Linked DNA regions of Homo sapiens: all the other regions are linked to region 3. The links are chromatin contacts, found by Hi-C or POLR2A ChIA-PET in ENCODE. All regions are on one chromosome and are shown on one strand. Each heading gives the region's core, a stretch centred on a gene start or an enhancer-like site at or near the end of the contact. The rest is flanking DNA. Distances are from core to core; before and after follow the strand shown. Region 1 holds the start of POLR2H (RNA polymerase II, I and III subunit H). Region 2 holds the start of PARL (presenilin associated rhomboid like). Region 3 holds the start of SENP2 (SUMO specific peptidase 2). Region 4 holds the start of RPL39L (ribosomal protein L39 like).

The links. A loop is a pair of places that touch in the nucleus more often than their neighbours do. ChIA-PET counts read pairs that join two places held with the same protein, here RNA polymerase II (POLR2A). Pooled maps may share reads with other maps.
Region 1: a loop to region 3 is called in a pooled map, with 12 times the contacts of the local background. The contact joins the promoter of POLR2H here to the promoter of SENP2 in region 3. A Hi-C loop is called at or near these places in 1 of 37 single-sample maps with no recorded cell type and 10 of 50 pooled maps. POLR2A ChIA-PET finds 5 or more read pairs at or near these places in 1 of 52 experiments (T-cell).
Region 2: a map of CD4-positive, alpha-beta T cell shows a loop between it and region 3 (8-fold over the local background). The contact joins the promoter of PARL here to the promoter of SENP2 in region 3. A Hi-C loop is called at or near these places in 1 of 168 maps with a recorded cell type or tissue (CD4-positive, alpha-beta T cell) and 8 of 50 pooled maps. POLR2A ChIA-PET finds 5 or more read pairs at or near these places in 1 of 52 experiments (BJ).
Region 4: a map of CD4-positive, alpha-beta T cell shows a loop between it and region 3 (5-fold over the local background). The contact joins the promoter of RPL39L here to the promoter of SENP2 in region 3. A Hi-C loop is called at or near these places in 3 of 168 maps with a recorded cell type or tissue (CD4-positive, alpha-beta T cell and CD8-positive, alpha-beta T cell) and 7 of 50 pooled maps.

The regions. Positions count from the first base shown.
Region 1 is chr3:184,360,413-184,363,276 of GRCh38, forward strand. POLR2H (RNA polymerase II, I and III subunit H) reads left to right here and starts at 1,298. Exons shown (of 6, transcript NM_006232.5): 1 at 1,298-1,734; 2 at 2,461-2,864. CLCN2 (chloride voltage-gated channel 2) reads right to left here and starts at 1,193. Exons shown (of 24, transcript NM_004366.6): 1 at 1,005-1,193. The coding sequence starts at 1,067. It overlaps LOC124906311 (a long non-coding RNA gene), which reads left to right. Exons shown (of 3, transcript XR_007096193.1): 1 at 1-345; 2 at 452-538; 3 at 807-899. RefSeq lists silencers at 968-1,557, 2,118-2,387, 2,458-2,727, 2,788-2,864.
Region 2 is chr3:183,883,450-183,886,312 of GRCh38, forward strand. PARL (presenilin associated rhomboid like) reads right to left here and starts at 1,431. Exons shown (of 10, transcript NM_018622.7): 1 at 1,273-1,431. The coding sequence starts at 1,397. RefSeq lists silencers at 1,191-1,350, 1,461-1,611 and enhancers at 1,561-1,610, 1,651-1,880.
Region 3 is chr3:185,584,950-185,587,649 of GRCh38, forward strand. It overlaps SENP2 (SUMO specific peptidase 2), which reads left to right and starts at 1,346. Exons shown (of 17, transcript NM_021627.3): 1 at 1,346-1,565. The coding sequence starts at 1,465. RefSeq lists enhancers at 1-204, 205-823, 824-1,442, 936-985, 1,026-1,425.
Region 4 is chr3:187,138,146-187,141,059 of GRCh38, forward strand. RPL39L (ribosomal protein L39 like) reads right to left here and starts at 1,351. Exons shown (of 3, transcript NM_052969.3): 1 at 1,068-1,351. RefSeq lists enhancers at 557-1,063, 932-1,031, 1,072-1,221 and a silencer at 1,262-1,491.

The DNA.
Region 1 (2,864 bases), core at 48-2,547, 1.2 Mb before region 3:
GTCTGGGCAGATTGGCAAGTGTCTCCTACCCCATCCCAAGGGTTGGCCCCTCTACCCTTGCTCTACTCCCACCTCTCCCTGACATCCTGATTCATCCAGCTACTTTCTCCTAACTGGGCACCTCCCAGACTTATAGCCTCTCCTCTCCAAGACGTTCCCTCCCTGCCACCTTCCTGGGCAAATTCCAGCCCAAGCTGGTAAAAAGGAACCACGGGCCCCTTCCTTTCCCTAGGGCTTGGGTCTTCCACCCCAGTGACATGAGGAGGGTCACGTGGCTTCTCAAACACCAAGTAACAATGGGGGCGATAAGTCAGCTCAGAGCCCAGGACCCCTGCTTCTAATGAGGTCAGGGGACACACCCTGGGGTGGGTGGGGGCTGGATACCCCGCATCAGCATAGACAAAGGTCCCAATTCCCACACCCATTCCTGCTTCACCCACCCTCCCTAAAGCTCCTGTCCCCCAGAGTGGCAAGCCACCTTTTTCCAGAGTCAACTGAGGGGCTCCTGGAGCCAACGCTGGGTGTGGAGCCTCCAGAGGTAGGGTCTGGGGCTGACCATCTTTCTACACACTCGATTCTATGCTTAGCATGGTGCCATGCACATGGCAGGGACACAGAGAATGTCTTGGGTGGTGGAGATAGTGGCGTAGAGAAAGTTCAATGGTGTGAATGGTGCCGCGGAAGGGGCAGTGGGGTGCTGAGACTTGGGCCCAGGTGGTGAAGGGGAGGTGCAAAGAAAACGTGCATGTTGTGGGGTGAGGGGAAGGACACCTGAGACAAGTACCTGGTGTCCTTGTCCTCTGCAGGCCCTCAGCCTCAGCCAGAAACCAGCATGCAGTTTTCCATCCCTTCGGCCCTGCAGCCTCAGACTTCCAAGCCTCAGTTTCCCCAGCTCAAAATGCTAGGACAGGATTAGGGTAGGCCCCTGGTCCTCGCGCTTCCCAGGGTAACCTGGAGCAGGGGTCCCGGAGCGCACTCCTGGGGCTCAGCTCAGCTTCACTTACCAGGGTCTGCTCGTACTGCAGCGCCCGTGGCTCCATCCCTTCCTCCGCCGCCGCGGCCGCCATCTCCGCGCACTGCCCTCTCGCCTCCCTCGGCGGTTCCGGCTCTGTCCTGGACTCGGCTCCCGGCCCGCAAAGTCCGCGCCGGCAGCCGTCCCGTCCCCGCAGCCCGGGAGGCCGAGAGCAGAGTGCGGCGGGCCCCCGGCGGGCGCCGCTGGCGCAGCCTCCCGCTCGCGTCCCCTCCCCGGCGGGCGGGCCGAGGGCGGTGCCCTCTGCGCTGCTCCGCCCGCCGGCCCATCCGGAGGGGACGGCCCAGCCAGGCTGGGGTCCGCGCGGGGCCTCCCGAGAGGCGGCAAGGGGCGCTGGGAAGGCGCAAGCCCGCGCCGGCTCCCTGCGGATGCCCGGGTCGGAGAGGGGCGCCCGGGAGGGGCGGGTCTACTGGCACGTGGAGGGGCCGGCCCGGGTTCGCGGTTCCCCGTGCCCAGGCAGGAGGGGCTGCAGACGCCTGAGCTCCGTAGGGGTTGGGGCTGGGGGCTGCGGAGCTGTCTACATCGGACTCCTCCGGGTCAGCCCGTTAGGAGCCGCCTCCCCTCTGCCCCTCCGAAGAGACGAGCGGCCCAGACAGGCCTGGGAAGGCCCCTCTGCCCCGTCAGGGGTGAAAAGCAAAGCTGGAAGGATTCGGAGAGGGTTGGGGCCGTCTTCCTCATCCTTCCTTTTCTCGGGGCTCCCGTGGGTAGGTGCACTTGGAGCAACCGGGCCTGCGGGGTGTGCGGGGGTGGAGGTTGGGGAGGGCACCGGAAGGGGTAGGCCGGAGGGAAGGGAGCTCCAGGTGCCGGGAAGTCTACTCCTGGGACGCGGGCGTGGGTCGCTTCTCCCTGGCTGGGCCCAAGGAGGAACCCAAGTCGCTGCTTCCATCCCTCCGCTTTGGGGGAACTGCCTGCTGGTGTTCTGGGTTCTCTATCAGGGGCTGGGGAAGGATAGAACAGAGGGCGGAGCGCGCGCAGGGTGGATGGGCAGCGTAGAGATAGTGTGAGAGGAGCGAGGGCAGCGCCCAGGAAACGCACAAGTGTGCGGGAGAGCCAGCACCAGGAGTAAGGGGCATTTGGGAGGCAGAGGCGGGGCTCAGGGGGCGGGAGCAGTGCCCGGGAAGGGGGGGCCTTGTGATAGAAGCCAGCACTCAGGAGGAAGGGCCAGTGTGAGGGAAGAGCTGGTATCCAAGGGACAGGGCAGTGCCAGGCTGAAGGGGCACGGAGGGGATCCGTGTCCAGGAGAAGGCAGTGGAGGGGGAACGCGCAGCACTAAGCTGGAGGGGTAATGCCCGGGGGAGGGGGGTGGCGGGAGCCCGGCTGAAGGGGCGGTGTAGGGGAAGAGAGCAGGGCCTGGGGGGAAGAGGGAGGGCAGTGGTGGGAGGGTGCAGTACGAGAGGAGGGGACAATGCAGGCTTTCCTCTTCTCCATAGCGACGTCATGGCAAATTCCCAAACTGGACGGATCCGGCTCGGGTTACGTCCAGCAGGGCCGAGCCGGCCCAGGCCGGCCCCGGGGTCCTCGGTGCCGGCTGGAGGGGCTGGGCACCTCTGGGGCGGGGTTCTGCTCCACCTGCCCTCGGCGCGGACTGTGCCCTCGGCGGGCACGCGGACCGGCGGGGTAGGGCTAGGGCCCGGCTTCTCTGGGCCAAGGATCAAGGTCCCTGCCTGGGTTAGGCCCCCACGCATTCCAGTCTTCGGAACCCGGCCTCTGAAGAGGGCGCAGTAGGGCCCCAGCGGAGCGCGAGAACCCGCTCTACAGCCTATTGCTTCCCCGCCCTGGGCAGAGCCACCTGGACATGAGACCCGCCCTCAATGCCGAAGCCTCTCGGAAGCAA
Region 2 (2,863 bases), core at 181-2,680, 1.7 Mb before region 3:
AGTAGAGACGGGGTTTTGCAATGTTGGCCAGGCTGGTCTTGAACTCCTAACTTCAGGTGATCCACCTGCCTCAGCCTCCCAAAGTGCTAGGATTACAGGCGTGTGAGCCACCACGCCCGGCCAGTATTAATCTTTTCTTTCCCCCTTAAACCATGCAATCTCAAATGGGATTACCACCTCCATCTGTCCTCATTTTCCACCTCCCCAGGAGTTTAAGATTAGTGCCTGACAGATCTATGTTAGTGTATGAAGATACAATGTATGTAAAGTTTTCACAAGTCCCTGATAAAATTCACCTGGAATGCTTGTCGGACATATAGGTTCTTCCACTCCACCCACCCCTCTCCTGATTGTGATTTGGGAGGACTGGGGTGAGGCCTGGGACATAAAATCCATACAAACTCTTCAGGTGATCCTTGAGATTAGGCAATGGCTCCGCCACATTAGAGCCTCGATTATTTACCACTGACTATCCCACGTGTTGATAAACAATGTTTCTTATCAGCAATCAGGTGGATTCGAGGCACCCATCTAACCAAGTCAGAAATTGGAAGGAATGAAGTTTTGAACAAAAGAGGAGGAAAATTTTCAAAGCCAAATGCACATCAGATTCTTAAACAGGTGAGGAATTTCTCTCTTCTCTCTCAAATTAGAAATGAATTACTGTGATGCAAAAATCAGCAATACTGATCAACCATACGCTTCACACTTCTACTCGGAAGGTTCGGCAGTTTTCTTTCCAAATCAACCGGAAACGAAATCTTCCACTGTCTCAATTCAACAATAAAGCCTCTCCTACGACTTTGCCAGACACAAAGTGATACCTTCCATCAGACTTCGTCCTCCCTTAGATCACAAGCTAAAGAAGGCGACTGGTTGTAATGGAACACAACCTTTATAATTAGATGGAAAAAGAATAAAAACCGCCATTCTGCCAGCTGTACTAACTTCTTCACTTCAGAAACTGGCTCAACAGTTTCCACTCGCGATTATGAAGTGTGGCACGCAATGAACCCTCAGCTTAGTTCCCCTTCCAGTCACGTCCTTCCCAATGGGAAAGGAGAAAGCGCAGGCTCGCGGGGGGCTGGGCTGGGCAAGGGGAGCGAGAAGCGAGGACTGGACGGAGGCGAGAGAGGAGAGAGAAGGGGCAGGTAAGGTGAAGGGGGTGAGCTGGGGCCAGCACAAGAGGCCCAGACGGCCTCCGCCCCCGAGGATACACGGCCAGAGCTCAGGGACCAAGAGGCGAGAAGACCAGAGCGCGGCGGCTATTACCTGCGTCCGAGGAGCTGCGGCGGGGTTAGGACCGCAGTGAGCTCCTCGCAGCTGCGGCCGCCCACCGACGCACCCCACGCCTGGCCGCAGCCCCAGCCTCTCTGCGCCCAGCCTCGCCACGCCATCTTCCCAACCTCTGCCCCACCATGGCCCGACCTTACCAACCCCAGCTGCGCAACTACTTCCGGGGCGAAGGCAACACCATAGAGCACGAGGAGCAGTCTAGAGCGCCCCCGCGCGGCTGAGCGGCAGCCGAACCAGCCACGGTGCCCGGACGACTGGCTGGCGCCCTTCTGTCCCACCGCTTCCCCTCCCACTGCTCAGCTGGCTCCGGGAGCGACCTGCGAGAGTGGCCCGGCCTCCCGGCATTTGCAGATGAGGAGGATGGGGCCAGAGCGAAGAGGGACAACTGTCATTTTTTCGAGTAACGGCACATACCAGGCGCTTTGCCTAAGATCGCATTTAATCGTCACAGCACTGCTAGAGGTAGATGTCATCACTGTTTCACTTTGCCTCTGGTCAGAGGGGATAGGACTTGCCCGGAGTTGCAGGGCTGGTCCCTAGAGGAACCAACGTGGCAAGCCAAGTTTTCTTAAATTACTACTTTTTTCTGCATCTCACCACTTCGTGTTATTCTGTATGCCTTTAACAAAGTCCAAGCCTATCGGGCGGGGTGGCTCACCCCTTTAATCCCAGCACTTTGGGAGGCCGAGGCCGGCGGATCACCTGAGGTCAGGAGTTCGATACCAGCCCGGCCAACATGGTGAAACCCCGTCTCTACTAAAAATACAAAAATTAGCCGGGCATGGTGGCAGGGGCCTGTAATCCCAGCTACTCAGTTGGCTGAGGCAGGAGTATTGCTTGAACCTGGGAGGCGGAGGTTGCAGTGAGCCGAGATTGGACCACTGCACTCCAGCCTAGGTGACAGAGCGAGATCCGTCTCAAAAAAATTACAAATACAAATACAAAAATTAGCTGGGCGTGGTGGCGCAAACCTGTAATCCCAGCTACTCGAGAGGCTGAGGTGGGAGAATCACTTGAACTCGGGAGGTTGCAGTGAGCCGATATCGTGCCAGCCTGGGCAACAGAGTGAGACCCTTTCTCATAAATAAATAAGTAAATAAACACAAAATCCAAGCCTGAAATGAAAAGCGGGCTTTCACTTTTTCATAATCCATCCCTCAACTACCTGTCAGTTAGCTTGATTCCCTGCCATTCCATTCCCCCCGACCCTAGCTGCAGCCATACAGTCATTGGCCATTACTCAAAGGCACCATCCGCGTTCCCACTGCTGAGCATTCATGCTACCGTTCTCACCACTTGAAACATCTAACCGACTTGTCCTTCAGGTCAGCCTCAAGTGTCACCTCTTCCAGGAGGCCTTTCCCAGACCTCCACTCCAATTTAGATTCCCTTCCTTTGTACTCACATACCGCTTTATGCTTATCTCTGCAATAGCACTTCATTCATTCCATAAGCTCTTATTAAGCACCTACAGTGTGTCAGGTGATATGTTAAACCTGGGGATACAATTGAGAAGACACTATATCTGACCTCACAAAGATTCTATTGTATTGGGGGAGAAGGCTCT
Region 3 (2,700 bases), core at 96-2,595:
AAGTAGGAAACAAGTTAATCAGGAATGGATTTGTGGGGCATGAAAACCTTTGAGGATTCTTAGGATTGTTTGGAAGAGGGGACTGGATTTTCTATCACTAAATAGGGTGGGATTTGTTTTACAGTTGATAATTTTTTGATGGGGTGCGTCAGGGTCCCACTCTGTCACCCTGGCTGGAGTGCAGTGGCGTGATCACGACTCACTGCAGTCTCAACCTCCTGGGCTCAAGTGATCGTCTCACCTCAGCCTACCAAGTAGTTGGGACTACAGGTGCGTGCCACCACACCCGGCTAATTTTTGTATTTTTTGTAAAGATGGGGTTTTACTATGTTGCACAGACTGGTCTCAAACTCCTGGGCTCAAGCTATCTGCCCACCTCAGCCTCCCAAAGTGCTGGGATTAAAGGCAGGAGCCACCGCGCCCGGCCTATAGTTGACAATTAACTAGAAGTGTGACATTGGAATTATAGAGGGAGAGTAACGAGACTCATTACTTACTAGCCCAGGGTAGGAGACATTAGTGGGCCGCAGGTTTCATCCTTAAATTTCTGTGAAGCCTTTCTTGAGGACATCTGCCCTTTCCTTCTCTCCCTCAGTGTGTGGTTTTCCTTTCTCTGGCTCCCACTGCACTCTGCACATACCTTTATCACAGCAACCACTTACGGTGTATTGTAATTTGTAATTATCTATGTACATGTCTCCAAGTAGACTGACCTCAAGGGCGAGGGACTGGCGCTGGTACTCAGACCCCGGGTTCAAGTTCCAGCCACGTCTCTAGCTAGTTTTGTGATCTTAGACAAATAACTTAATCGCTCTATGCCTCAATTTCCTTGACTTATAAAACTGGCTTAAGACTCTCTGTCACACGCCATTGCTGGGCATATTAAGGTGACAATGCGTGAAAAGTACGAGGCAAAAGGTAAGTGCAAAATAAAGGGCGCCTAAAACGGTAAACGTGTGTTAATTAACCTGATCTACCTTTACATGTGCATTCAGCAAACACTGAGCACCTAATGTCCTCTGGGACCCCGGAACGCCTCCTCCGGAGTGGAGCAGCCTCACATGTGGCCTGTGGGCCTTGTCCCACGGGCCGGCTCCGGATTGGCTCCGCCGAAGAGAAAACCCTGCCGACAGCCCTTCCGATCTCGTCAGCGATTGGGCCGGGACCGTCCCACAATTACTCTTGTTGCTGGGCTCGGAAATAGGGAGCGGTGCTAGGTTGCGCGTGCGCAGATTGAGAATGGAGCTTTCCGGTCGGGCGGGAGGAGGTGACGTCAGGAGTGGTGGCGGGCGGGGGCCTCTGGTAGCCCTGGGGACGCTGTATCTGTGGGCTCTTGAATCGCGTCACAAATCAGCGACCGAACTCTGGCGGTGGTGGTTAAGACGGCGAAGGCGGCAGCGGCGGCGACAGCTCTGGGGTTTGCGTCTCGGGGTGTGTCGGCCGCCGCTGCTGCTTGGGCCTGGTATGTACAGATGGCTGGTTAGGATTCTCGGCACCATTTTCCGTTTCTGCGACCGGTCGGTGCCCCCTGCCCGGGCCCTCCTGAAGAGGCGGCGCTCAGACAGGTGAGACGAGAGGGGGCTGAGCGCCAGCCTGGCCTTACCCCCTCCCCCACAGCGGGCTCCTCGGCCGTGATAGCTTTGATTCAGCCAGGCTCACCCGAAACAGGTCGCCGGGATCCTAGTGACGTAGTCGCTCCCGCCAGGCTGTAGGGAGGCAGCTCCTGATGAAGGAGGAGCTGGTCGTCTTCGTAGCGGCCGGTGATGGCAGGGTCTTTGACATTCTTGTCAGAGGCCAAGCTGGTTGCTGATAACAAATGGGGCTTTGCCGCTCTTAGGCTGAACACTAACATTGAAGGAATACTGTCTTTGTTGTGGCTCACTGTTTACAAAGCACCCTCGCAAGTGTCATCTGCAGACATTAAGTGCAGTTGAAGTGAGATTCATAGCTTGCCCAAAGCCGTTTTGACTGCAAGTACTGTCCTTGCAGCAAGAAACAGCACCTGTTTTGTTCCAAAACAGCTGTCAAACAGTCTGTGTGTTTGGGGCCAGAAGGGTTTTGTGCTTTAGAATTAGTGAATGAGTAAAAAGGCTTAGGTGCCTCACTCCTTTAAAACAATCACTAGTCTGTACTCTTAAATTCGGTTAAAATTTGGGGGAAACGCAAAGCTATTCTTTTCTTTTTTTCTTTTTCTTTTGGTTGAGACGGAGTCTTGCTCTGTCGCCCAGGCTGGAGTGCAGTGGTGCGATCTCGGCTTACCGCAACCTCCGCCTCCTGGGTTCAAGCGATTCCCCTGCCTCAGCCTCCCAAGTAGCTGGGATTGCAGGTGTGCACCACCACGCCTGGCTAATTTTTGTGTTTTTAGTAGAGATGGGGTTTCACTATATTGGCTAGGCTGGCCTTGAACTCCTGACCTCAAGTGATCCGCCCACCCCAGCCTTTGGAAGTGCTGGGACTGCAGGCATGAGCCACTGCACTCAGCCCCAAAAGCTATTCTTATTTAGCATCTACTCTTTGGAGTGTCCCATTTTATTGTATCGACCTCCTTACCTAAAAATCTGGAAAATAAAATACTATACAAATTCTATGCCCCCTCTTCAACTTTAGTGATCAAGTGTTAATTTTTTTTTTTTTTGAGAAGGAGTCTCGCTCTGTCCCCCAGGCTGGAGTGCAGTGGCGCAATCTCGGCTCACTGCAAGC
Region 4 (2,914 bases), core at 101-2,600, 1.6 Mb after region 3:
ACTATATTTTTATATAGTTACATGACAGCCTTTGAGAAAATTGAGAATTAAGGCCAGGCCCAGTGCAAAATGAAAATGTTGTGGAGGTGGCGGGGAGGGGAGGCGGGTGCTGGTTTAAAAATTAAGAATTTCAAGATTGCCATAGCAGAGCAAGAAAGTAAGTACAGGGCCCTTCTGAGCCCTATGTGACTGCACGGGTGGGACCCTTTTGAAGCTAGTCCTGGTCAGGGTTTATGTCTCTGGATGAATCCAGATGTGTAAAAGGCAAGGAAGTGGCGAGATTCCTTGGGCTATCTTTGAGAAACGGGGACCTTAAAGGAGACTGCAAAATCTTACCTACTGGAATTAATGGAGGAAAAGAAAGTGTTTGCGCCTGTGAGAACGCCTTGGAAAGAGGCAGTGAGCAGATGAGGCAGATAGGTAAGACACTTGGTTTTGCTGATTAAACCACTGATGAATCAGTGCCACTCACATCCTGGGTAATTCTAGGGACACTAGTTGGACAACGCTGACATCTGAAGAGGTGGCAGGGCGGAACATGGATCCCTTTAAGGCTACTTTATTGTCGATTTCCTCCTTCTCTAAGCTAGAAACAGGGGGTGCCTGAGTGGCCTCCAGAAGCCACTACTGTAGGCCAGGAGCAGTGCCTCACGCCTGTAATCCCAGCACTTTGGGAGGCCGAGGCGGGCGGATCACCTGAGGTCGGGAGTTCGAGACTGGTGTGACCAATATGGTGAAACCCGTCTTTACTAAAAATACAAAAATTAGCCGAGTGTGGTGGCGCGCGCCTGTAACCCCAGCTACTCAGGAGGCTAAGGCGGGAGAATCGCTTGAATCCGGAGGCGGAGGTTGCAGTGAGCCGAGATCACACCACTGCACTCCAGCCTGGGCGACGGAGGGAGACCCTGTCTCAAAAAACAAACAAACAAACAAACAAACAAAAACGCTACTACTGTTGGAGTCGGCTTGAGCTGTGGCATTGTTGTTTCCAGCCCGTGACCCTCACGCCGCCCTGCTCGTTGGGCGGACCGGGCCCTGGCGGCGGGTGAGGAGGAACCTTTACTTACCGGCGCCCTGGCCTCTGCTTTTTTCCCACTCTAGGACGCAAATCTCGATCTGCAAGGGCCTGGGGCGCGGGCGGAAAAGGCGGGCCCAGCTCCCTCAGGTCTGCGTGTCACCGACCCGAACCCGCTCCGTCGTCCTGACGCCCCCGGCCTAGCTGCAGCCACCTTGTCGCAGGGGCCTTGGTGTCTCTGAGACTCCGAGACGCCTCGCCCCCACCTGGCGTTCGGAGGCGGTTGCCTCGCTGGGCGCAGCAATTCAACCGCCGCGCGCCGGATGCTAAGACCGCGATTTCCCCGGATGCTAGGGCGGTGATTTCCCCCGTGACAGGCCCCGCCCCGGCCCCGCCCAGGCCCGGGCGGTCCCGCCCCACTGAGCTGTGGCTCGGGGAGCCGTGGGTCCGACTCCTGCGTGTGATGTGTCACCAAGTTGACTTTGGGGTCCCCCATTCTTCCTTAGTTCTCTATTTTACCTCAGCGCGTTGTCTAGCTGCTGCCTGGCCACGGTACTTAGCACACAGCGTGACTTAATACTGGATAAACGAGGAAAGGATTCGTACGCCCTGGCGGGGCCAGAGGCTCACAGCTTGGGTTCCCGCGAGCACACGAGCCAGGAACCGCCAATGCCTCCAGGGGGCGCTCTCCCTCCCATCGAGCCACCGCCGGGCCATTGGAGACCAGGAGGACCTCTCAGCTCCATCCCTGCGTCTCTAACAATTGTCTCATTTCCCTGCCTGGAGTCAGTATTACCACTCCCATAACACAGATTTTTAAAATGCAACTAAATTTTAAACGAGTCACTTTATTTAAAAACAACATGAACAAAATGGGATTTCTGCTAATGCAAATATCTATACAAATTTAACGATTTTGGTTCTAATTCTAGATGAAAAGTCAAATCTCCTGTTACATATGAGAAAAGTCAAATCTCCTGTTACATATTAGAAGTTTACCTCTTGTTACCTTTACTGCAACTGCAATGGCAGTTTCAACTGTTTCAACCAAGTAATGTAGTTGGAAATGCTGTTATTAGAAGTATATCTTCCCAGCATTTCGGGAGGCCAAGGTGGGTGGTTTACTTCAGGTCAGGAGTTCGAGACCAGCCTGGCCAACATGATGAAACCCTGTCTCTACAAAAATACAAAAACTAGCCAGGCGTGGTGGCGGGTGCCTGTAATCCCAGCTGCTCAGGAGGCTGAGGCACGAGAATCGGTTGAACCCTGGAGGCAGAGGTTGCAATGAGCTGTACTCCAGCCTGGGCAACAGAGTGAGACTGCATCTCAAAAAAAAAAAAAAAAAAAAAAAAAAAAAAAAAAAAAAGTGGATATGACAGTTCGAATTAGATCTAAAACCTTTCCTAATTACACCAGTTAAATCATGAAATCATGCAATAGTAGAACAGGTGTCTTACCTACCTGCATTATCCTGTAAATATTGACATGTTATTCTACATAATCATAAACTGACCGATCACACATATCTTTAAATCTAATCATCATAACTAAAAACTGTATTTGAATAAAATTAGTGTATTTCTAAATCTGTCTTTAACAGACACAAAGATGTAAATTTGAAATGTCTTGGTAAATGAGGTTAACACAATATAAATATTTTTGACGAATTCATCATAATTTGTTCATTTTAAGGAGATTGATTTTATTTTCTTGAAGCTTAAGGAGGACTTTGACATTTTAAATGTATCTAAAATTTAAATTTTATTAAATTTTACATTTCACATTTCTTTTTTTTATTGATTGAAACAAGCATTTCACATTTCATATTTCTTTTTTTTATTGATTGAAACAAGCATTCCATAGTCATTTCAAATAGTGTACAAAGTATTTTAAAATGTT